Regions from separate parts of the Homo sapiens genome. Here region 2 is linked to region 1. A link is an interaction called in ENCODE POLR2A ChIA-PET data of the cell type or tissue named here. Cell type or tissue: Panc1. All regions are shown on one strand. Each heading gives the region's core, and the rest is flanking DNA. Links, peaks and the distances in the headings are about the cores only.

What was found. ChIA-PET counts read pairs that join two places held together with the same protein. Peaks named below come from ENCODE experiments on the same cell type or tissue, not always from the same donor. Only the 100,000 strongest peaks of a DNase experiment are listed, where the experiment ranks them.
Region 2: POLR2A ChIA-PET joins it to region 1 with 7 read pairs; 6 of 35 experiments call an interaction of 5 or more read pairs at or near these places.

What each region holds. Positions count from the first base shown.
Region 1 is chr19:57,606,931-57,611,323 of GRCh38, forward strand. It overlaps ZNF530 (zinc finger protein 530), which reads left to right. Exons shown (of 4, transcript NM_001321981.2): 4 at 1-3,168. The coding sequence ends at 395. Among named protein-coding and RNA genes, the nearest start is that of ZNF134, 5.1 kb to the right of the region's middle. In Panc1, for the core only: no CTCF peak of the experiment used is centred there; no DNase peak of the experiment used is centred there.
Region 2 is chr19:57,660,642-57,665,034 of GRCh38, forward strand. It overlaps a transcript of ZSCAN4 not described here and the pseudogene TPRG1LP1. Among named protein-coding and RNA genes, the nearest start is that of ZSCAN4, 6.1 kb to the right of the region's middle. In Panc1, for the core only: no CTCF peak of the experiment used is centred there; no DNase peak of the experiment used is centred there; H3K4me3 peaks cover 1,075 bases; H3K27ac peaks cover 416 bases; H3K27me3 peaks cover 730 bases.

The DNA.
Region 1 (4,393 bases), core at 205-4,204:
AAAAATCATTTAGTTGCAAAACTGACCTCATTCGACACCAGACAGTTCACACTGGAGAAAGGCCTTATGAGTGCAGTGTATGTGGGAAATCTTTTATCCGAAAAACCCACCTCATTCGACACCAGACTGTTCACACTAATGAAAGGCCTTATGAGTGCGATGAATGTGGGAAATCCTATAGCCAAAGCTCTGCCCTCCTTCAGCATAGGAGAGTTCACACTGGAGAAAGGCCTTATGAGTGCAGAGAATGTGGGAAATCTTTTACCCGCAAAAATCACCTCATTCAACACAAGACAGTTCACACTGGAGAAAGGCCTTATGAATGCAGTGAATGTGGAAAATCCTTTAGCCAAAGCTCTGGCCTCTTAAGACACAGAAGAGTTCATGTGCAGTGAATGTGGGAAATTATTTTGTCACTTTTTTTTTTTTTTTTGAGATGGAATTTTGCTCGTCACCCAGGCTGGAGTGCAATTGTGCAATCTCAGCTCACTGCAACCTCCGCCTCCTGGGATCAAGTGATTCTCCTGCCACAGCCTCCTGAGTACCTGAGATTACAGGCACCCACCACCATGCCCAGCTAATTTTTGTATTTTTAATAGAAACAAGGTTTCACCATGTTGGTCAGGCTGGTGTTGAACTCCTGACCTCAGGTAATCCACCTGCTTCAGCCTACCAAAGTGCTGGGATTACAGGCGTGAGCCACCATGTCCGGCTTGTGTTGTGACATTTAACACAAGATTTCCCAAAGAAGAAAGGCCTTATATATGCTGTGAATGTGTTTTTGCTTGTTAGTTTGTTTTAACTTGGTATGACGGCACTGGAGGCTAGCCTTTGAGAAGAGCCTTCTCTGATGTGACTCATGTATCCAAACATCCATGGATTTCCCATAAATTTGAGGTATGTGGGAAGCATGTGTAGCTATGTTGTACTCTCTAAACCTGCCCAGGGACCTTACCAGATTCGTGTCACTGCCAGTTTCTGCGGCTGAAGCCTTTTCATCACTACCCGCTGGGAGACCCACAGAGTGTGCATCAGTCACCACCCCAACATGCTCAGGGAGGCAGAGTTCTTCCATTAGTTGGAGGAAAGCACGAGTAGTCTAAGCTCTTAGGGGGGTTTCTCATTTCCTCCTGTGGCTACATAGTGCATATAACTACCCCAGTGTTGGCCCCAGGACCTGATCTGAGTTCTGCTGGCAGCTTCCAGAGGATTGCCTTTTTTGAGGACATTGTTGATCTCAGGCGATGCTTGTGATGAAGCATTTTTTAGCTTCCACCACTTACCAGGAACTGCCTGTTAACTGGCTTGTGCAATGATAAAGGCCTTTTGTTTAAGTACCTTTAATCTTGTAAGTTGTATTAATTGTTGAGTAGTTTGGAAACATAATAGGACTCTGTCAGCTTAAAAGGGTATATAACATTTGTGGGGATTCAAATTTTGTTTGCCTCAGAGGGGACAGTATGCTCACAGAATATAGATTTTGCTCCATTTTTGGCCTATTTCGCATTGTTTCCAAGGCCTTCTAGGAGACACTGCAGGGCTTTCTGGCTCTGATTTTTGCCTGCATGTGGGCTCAGAGGTCATTCTGCAGAGGGGGCAGTTGTGGCAACTTCCATTGTTTCTGGAGACAACACAAAGTTTTTCTTGTTGAGTGAGGATATCACATAATGCCCTGCAATGTTTAGAATCCCTTAATGAGGTCCTGTGAAGGAGCTGTGTCCCTTGAAACACAGAATTCAGTGAGCTAGTGTCCCTAGCTATAAAACCATGGGGCTGGAGCGAAACATAATTGGTAAAGAAACGCTGGGTTGAATAATAGGGAATGGAGGAGACTGCAGCAAATTAGATGGACTGTTCCTCATATAAAGTTTCATCCGGCCGGGCGCAGTGGCTCACACCTTTAATCCTAGCACTTTGGGAGGCTGAGGTGGGTGGATCACAAGGTCGGGAGTTCAATAACAGCCTGGCCAAGGTGGTGAAACCCTGGAAGGCTGAGGCAGATAATTGCTTGAACTTGGGAGGCAGAGGTTGCAGTGAGCTCAGATCACACCACTGCACTCCAGCCTGGGTGACAGAGCGAGACTGCGTCTCAAAAAAAAAAAAAAAAAGATCCATTCAGGCCAGTCACAGTGGCTCATGCGTGTAATCCCTACACTTTCCGAGGCCATGGCGTGCAGATCACTTGAGGTCAGGAGTCAGAGACCAGACTGGCCAACATGGTGAAACCCCATCTCTACTGAAAATACAAAAATTAACCAGGTGCAGTGGTGCACGTCTATAATCCCAGCTGCTCTGAAGGCTGACGCACCAAGAATAGCTTGAACCCGGAAGTGGAGGTTGCAGTGAGCTGAGACCACACCACTGCACTCCAGCCCGGGTGATGGAGTGAGACTCTGTTTCCAAAAAAAAAAAGGCTGGGCGTGGTGGCTCACGCCTGTAATCCCAGCACTTTAGGAGGCCGAGGTGGGTGGATAACCCAAGGTCAGGAGTTCGAGACCAGCCTGGTCAACATGGCGAAACCCTGTCTCTACTAAAAGTACAAAAATTGTAAAAGTAAAAAGTAAAAGTAAAAGCTGGGTGTGGTGGCAGGCACCAGTAATCCTAGCTACTCAGGAGACAGGCAGAAGAATCTCTTGAACCTGGGAGGTGAGCCGAGATCGCACCATTGCACTTCGGCCTGGGCAACAACAGCGAAACTCTGTCTCAAAAAAAAAGTATCCACAAATGTTCCAGTGACTATGACTGCAAGATCACTGTGTGCAGAAATCTCTAGAAATGTGTGTCTTGTAGCTCAAGTTATTACTAGAGACAACAAGGGTTTTGTGGATTCCTGTAGCCTCTCTGGCCTGTTTACTTCAAGGCCATTGCTGCACAGACAAAAAAAAAAAAGGATGAAGTCAAGAGAGATTCGGTTGTCCTTGGTGCGGCTTTTGTGATCCAGTAGCAATCCTCTTAACGCTGATGGAAATGGCCTTCATTGCTCACCTGTATTTCCTGCCACTGAAGCAGGTCTGCCTCTACGTGGCCTGGGGAGCTAGATGGTAGAGTCAATAGAGACTTAGTAAACCAGACTTTTTGAAGTGTCAATGACCAAGATTGTTATTGCATCCATTAAAAAAAAATCAAGTTATAATTGATGTGGAATAAATTATATATATTTAAAGTGTACAACTTGATAAGTTCTGACATAAATGTAAACCCATGGAAGCATTGTTGTAATCATAAGAATGAGCATATCTCACCTGCATATTTTACTTTTGCTCTTTTATAATACATTCCAGAATATGCAGGCAACTTTTAACATTCCTTTACAATTGATTGACTTGAATTTTCTGGAATTTTATTTTAGACATCATAAAGTGTGTATTTTTTTGTGCTTTTATTTATAAAACTTCCCCTTAGGTAAGGGCCTGAGGTTAACTTTGGAGGTGACAGATATGTCCAACACCATTGATAGGGTGATGATTTCAAAAGTGTACATATGTGTGTGTGTGTGTGTGTGTGTGTGTGTGTGTGTGTATACTTACTGTTTTAATATGTGCAGTACATTGCATGTTGATTACACCTCAATGAACCTATAAAAAGTTATTCCATTTAAAAATCTGGGCCTCCCACTTCTATTGGAAACTGGACAACTTGACAGCCTGCAGTGTTTTGAAACAGCATGGATTGGGTGTCTTGTTTCCAGCATATGTCCCATGTTCCCCAACACTGTTCCTCAGGAAACAGGGAGGAACAGCTGTTCCTCAGGACCTGCTGAGTGGCCATATTCCCTGAAGGCCAGAAAAGTAACAAGGTGACCGTTTTGGACAAAATTCTGAGCTTAAAACCTTGCCTGAATCAGTAGCCCCCAAATTCATTGTGCACATCTTATAATTTCCAAGAACACACATATTAAGTGAATATTTTTATGTTTATAATTGTGAAATGGTCTGTTCAGGGCTGTCATTCCTCAACCTTTTTTTTCAACCACCCTCTCATTAAGGAAGCATATGTATTAATCATGGTTTCTGTTTTTTGTATTATATGTCTTGACATCTTAAAATTCTTGCTGGTGACAGAGAGACTTACCCTACCAGAGGTAGCTAATTTCTAAAAATAGTAAACAACTACCTTGAGAGCAAGGCAAGCCAACTACCCTCTTTATCTAACTCTTACTCACCAAGCCAATACTTTCCCTGCACTAAATCATCCCAGCGTTACTGCCAGTGATTTTGCAGCAGTCTGCAGCAATTTTGGTCCTTGCCTCCTCAGAAGAAAATTCAACCGAGGAGGCAGAGGTTGGCTTAAGGCACAGGAAGAGACCAAGGCAAGTTTTTTTTAGCAGGAGTGAGAGTTTATTAAAATGTTTTAGAGTAGGAGTGAAAGGAATCAAAGTACACTTGGAAAAGGG
Region 2 (4,393 bases), core at 68-4,067, 54 kb after region 1:
CACCCTGCAAACAGATAATTATATTTCTAAAAGTGTCTTGACATTCTCATTCTCATGTACTCACAGTACTCTTCTCTATCCTCAAAGTTTCTGAATTGCTTCTCTGTTCCTGTCTCCTCTGTTATTCTGCCTCCCTCCTCCCTTCCTTGCCTAGTTTAAGTGGATTTTTAGCAAACAAAAGTGTTGACTAGAGGCTGTGAGTGAAGGGCATTTTTACCTCCCCTGGCCCCCAGTGTAGATTCCTCTTCTGTCTACACAGAATCCTTCAGATCAGGATAAAATTGAGCCTTCCTTACTAGTTACTACGATTTTTGAAGAATTGGTGTGATTGATAACCACAGCAACAGTGTTTGGACTTTAGAGAAACTTTATTCATGCCCACACTATGTCTACTGACCTACATTTTGTTACTTAAATTCATTTTAAGATTTCTCTTCCAAAAGTTTTCCAGTTATTCTCCTCTTTTGATTCATTGATCCCCTATATTTTTATTTTACCAGTAATTTCATAACTTCTCTTAATATTAAAATATTTTAATGAATATTTGGAATAAACGTATGTGTCTATGGTGAATACTCACTGGGACACACTATACCCCTCCTTCTTCCACAACCTCAACCTAAGGAAGGAACACTGTCTACAAGTGGTGAGGATCCTTCCAGATAGATTTCCATTAATTTACATAAATTTTGCAAGATCTCCCTTAACTCACCTCTGCTTGACTTACTGCTGAGTAAATTCTTTCTCCATATTCCCTTCATGTAACGTGCTAATCAGTGACCATAAATCACACATGATTGTTACTGGTAGAATCAATGCTTTCAACTCCAACACGTCTGTCTCCACAGGTTGATGTATATATTTATCAACAGGGAGTTTTCTCCTCCCAAAAGTAATGCCATTTGCTCTATTTATTCAATGGCATAAGTGGTTTACTGTAATAAAAACTACTAAACTATAATCACAAAAAGGAAAACTTTTTATTTTTATAAAGCCTAAATAAAATGTGCCAGAAACAAAAATTAGAGATTCTTTAAAAATGCTATTGAGGTAAAAGTGAGTGATAAAAGTAGACCTGTATAAATACAAGTCTGTGAATATTCTGTACTCAGAATTTTGACATCTTTAAGTGTTTTAGCTTACTTTAAAGAACTACCATGCTGGGCGCGGTGGCTCACGCCTGTAACCCCAGCACTTTGGGAGGCTGAGGTGGGCAGAAAATCTGAGGTCAGGAGTTCAAGACCAGCCTGGCCAACATGATAAAACCCGTCTCTACTAAAAATAAAAAAATTAGCTGGATGTGGTGGTGCACGCCTGTAGTCCCAGCTACTCAGGAGGCTGAGGCAGGGGAATCACTTGAACCTGGAAGGCAGAGGCTGCAGTGAGCTGAGATTGCACCACTACACTCCAGCCTGGCCAACAGAGCGAGACTCTGTCTCAAAAAAAAAAAAAGGAAAAGAAAAAAAGAACTGCCAATTGTAAATTTGTAAATCATGTTTAATTATAGTTTATGATAGAAAATAAAAGAAACATAAAATTTCTTACAGAAGAATTTAACCCATAACAAAGTTTGAGCAAAGTAATACAAGCTACAATTAAAATAAGTCATTTCAATTTCATTTGAATGTGAGCCAAACATTTTATGTTTTTATTTTTTTCTCAGGATTATATCTTTTTATATGTTGTATTTTTTTCTTTTATCTGGCTATTAACAATAGTAAAGTGATTGATAACTTTCTCTTTTACATTCTATGTATTTAAATATCTTATTTAGATTATTTTAATTTGCAATTATTTTTCATTAATATTTCATTTTATTAAAAATTGCCTTTTTTCAGTGTTTACATATTAATGGCTTACTTATCCAAGATTGTAAAAATATACAAATATTTTTACCGCTGAGAGATTTGGTTTTTTGTTTGTCTGTTTTTGTTTTTTGAGAGGGAGTCTCACTCTATTGCCCAGACTGGAGTGCAGTGGCACAATGTCAGCTCACTGCAGCCTCCTCCTCCTGGTTCAAGTGATTCTCCTGCCTCAGCCTCCCATGAAACTGGGACTACAGGCTTGAGCCACCACGCCCAGCTAATTTTCGTATTTTTAATAGAGATGGGTTTCACCATGTTGGCCAGGCTGGTCTTGAACTACTGACCTCAAGTGATCCACCTGCCTTGGCCTCCCAAAGTGTTGAGATTACAGGCGTGAGTCACTACACCCAGCCTAAGACTATTCTTTACTTTGGGTTTTTTGTTGTTGTTGTTGTTTAACAGGCTGTCATTTGTCACCCAGGCTGGAGTAGAGTGGCACGATCTCAGCTCACTGCAGCCTCAACCTCCTGGGTTCAAGAGATCCTCCTGCCTCAGCCCCTTTTCTGCCCCTCACCCCCCACCCCCAATAGCTGGAACTACGGACGTACCACCACTTCCAGCTAATTTTTGTACTTTTTGTAGAGACTGGATTTCATCATGTTTCCCAGGCTGTCTCCAACTCCTGAAATCAAGTGATCCGCCCGCCTCGGCCTCCCACAGTGCTGGGATTACAGGTGTGAGCCACCGCACCCGGGATTGTTATTCTTCACTTTGAATCCCACATGTTATTTAAAGCTAAGACCTGAGGCAAAAAAAAATCACTTCTATATTTCAACTAATACTATTTTATTACTAGGTAATAAGTCCCAATATTTACATTTATGTACACATACACACACATTTCCTTTCTATACCATTAAGATAATGGTAGACCTTTATGTCAGGAAAATGCTATAGGCTGGGGGCGAGTGGCTCACGCCTGTAATCCCAGCACTTTGGGAGGCCGAGGCGGGAGGATCACTTGAGCCTAGGAGTTCGAGGCCAGTCTGCACAACGTGGTAAAACCATGTCTCTAAAAAAAAAAAAAAAAAAAAAAAAAAATTAGCTGGGCGTGGTATCATGAGCCTGTAATCCCAGCTACTTTCAGCTACTCGGGAGGCTGAGGTGGGAGGATTTCTTGAGCCTGGGAGGCAAAGGTTGCAGTGAGCCCAGATCCCACCACTGTACTGCAGCCTGGGTGACAAGAGTGACAACCTGTCTCAAAAAAAAAAAAAAAAAAAAGCTATTGGTAATTGAATTTATCTTTATTGAACAAATCCTCTTCATTGCATGCTTTAAATTTTGATTTGTTTAAATTTTATTGAATTGTAATAAAACGATTTTGAAATTACTAGAGAAGCCCAGGCGCTGTGGCTCACGCCTGTAATCCCACCACTGTGGGAGGCCAAGGCAGGCGGATCACCTGATGTCAAGAGTTCGAGACCAGCCTGACCAACATGGTGAAACCCCGTCTCTACTAAAAACACCAAAAAACAATTAGCCGGGCTAGCTGAAGGCACCTGTAGTCCCAGCTACTCAGGAGGCTGAGGCAGGAGAATGGCTTGAACCCGGGAGGCGGAGGTTGCAGTAAGCAGAGATCGTGCCATTGCAGTACAGCCTGGGCGACAGAGAGAGTCTCCGTCAAAAAAGAAAAAGAAGAGAAAAGAAAAAGAGAAAGGAAGGAAGGGAGGAAGGGAGGAAGGGAGGACGAGAGGAAGGGAGGAAGGGAGGGAGGGAAAAGAAATTCCTGGGCAGATGAAAGTGAGGGGTCGGGGGTCGGGGTCGGGCGCGGCGATGCCGCAGCTGCGGGGCTCGGTGGACTCGGCGAGCAAGAGCCCCAGGACGCTGCTGGCGGCGGGCGAGGAGCTGGGGCGCGGCGCGGGGCGGCTCTAGGCGCTGTGGCCGCTCAGCGTCTGGGACCCAGCGCCGCCCAGGTCAGGGAATCCTTGGTGTTCCCGCCCCGCAGCACCCGGGGCGGGGGAGGAGTCGGCGCGGTCGTGCGGCCGTGGAGGACAGCGAGACCCGGGGCTGCGGCTGCAGGCCGAGGGGCCCCTGGGACAGTGAGAAGCAGCGGCGGGAGCTAGTCACGGGGCAGGGAGCGCTCAGCGGTAAAGACGGCTTCATCTGACTCCAGGGCTGGCAGGCGGCCCGGATGGCATGCCGTCTCCTGCGGAGAATTCCAATTTCCCCCTAAATCGCTCAACAAGCGAGAAGGTTTTGGGATTCGAATTCAGTGGGGCAAGCGAAGTCGCCTTTCCTTCTTAAACAGATGGAATCCCTGGTCCACAAACGTACCCTGTGCCAATTTCATACAACACGCTATGGCTGCTGCGGATGAGAACACAGCAACTCTGCCAGATGAAAAGCTTCAAGGCTCTGTGAATCCAAGGTCAAAAACGCCAAAAAGGAAAGTCCTTTTCCAGGACAAGCGCACGCGTGCTGGTCGTGGAGCGCCCCCTCCTCATGGAGACCGGCCTGGGATTGATGTCCTTCATTAACAATGAGGCTAAACTGGGCTATTCCATGACTGACCAGGGGCAAAATAGGCT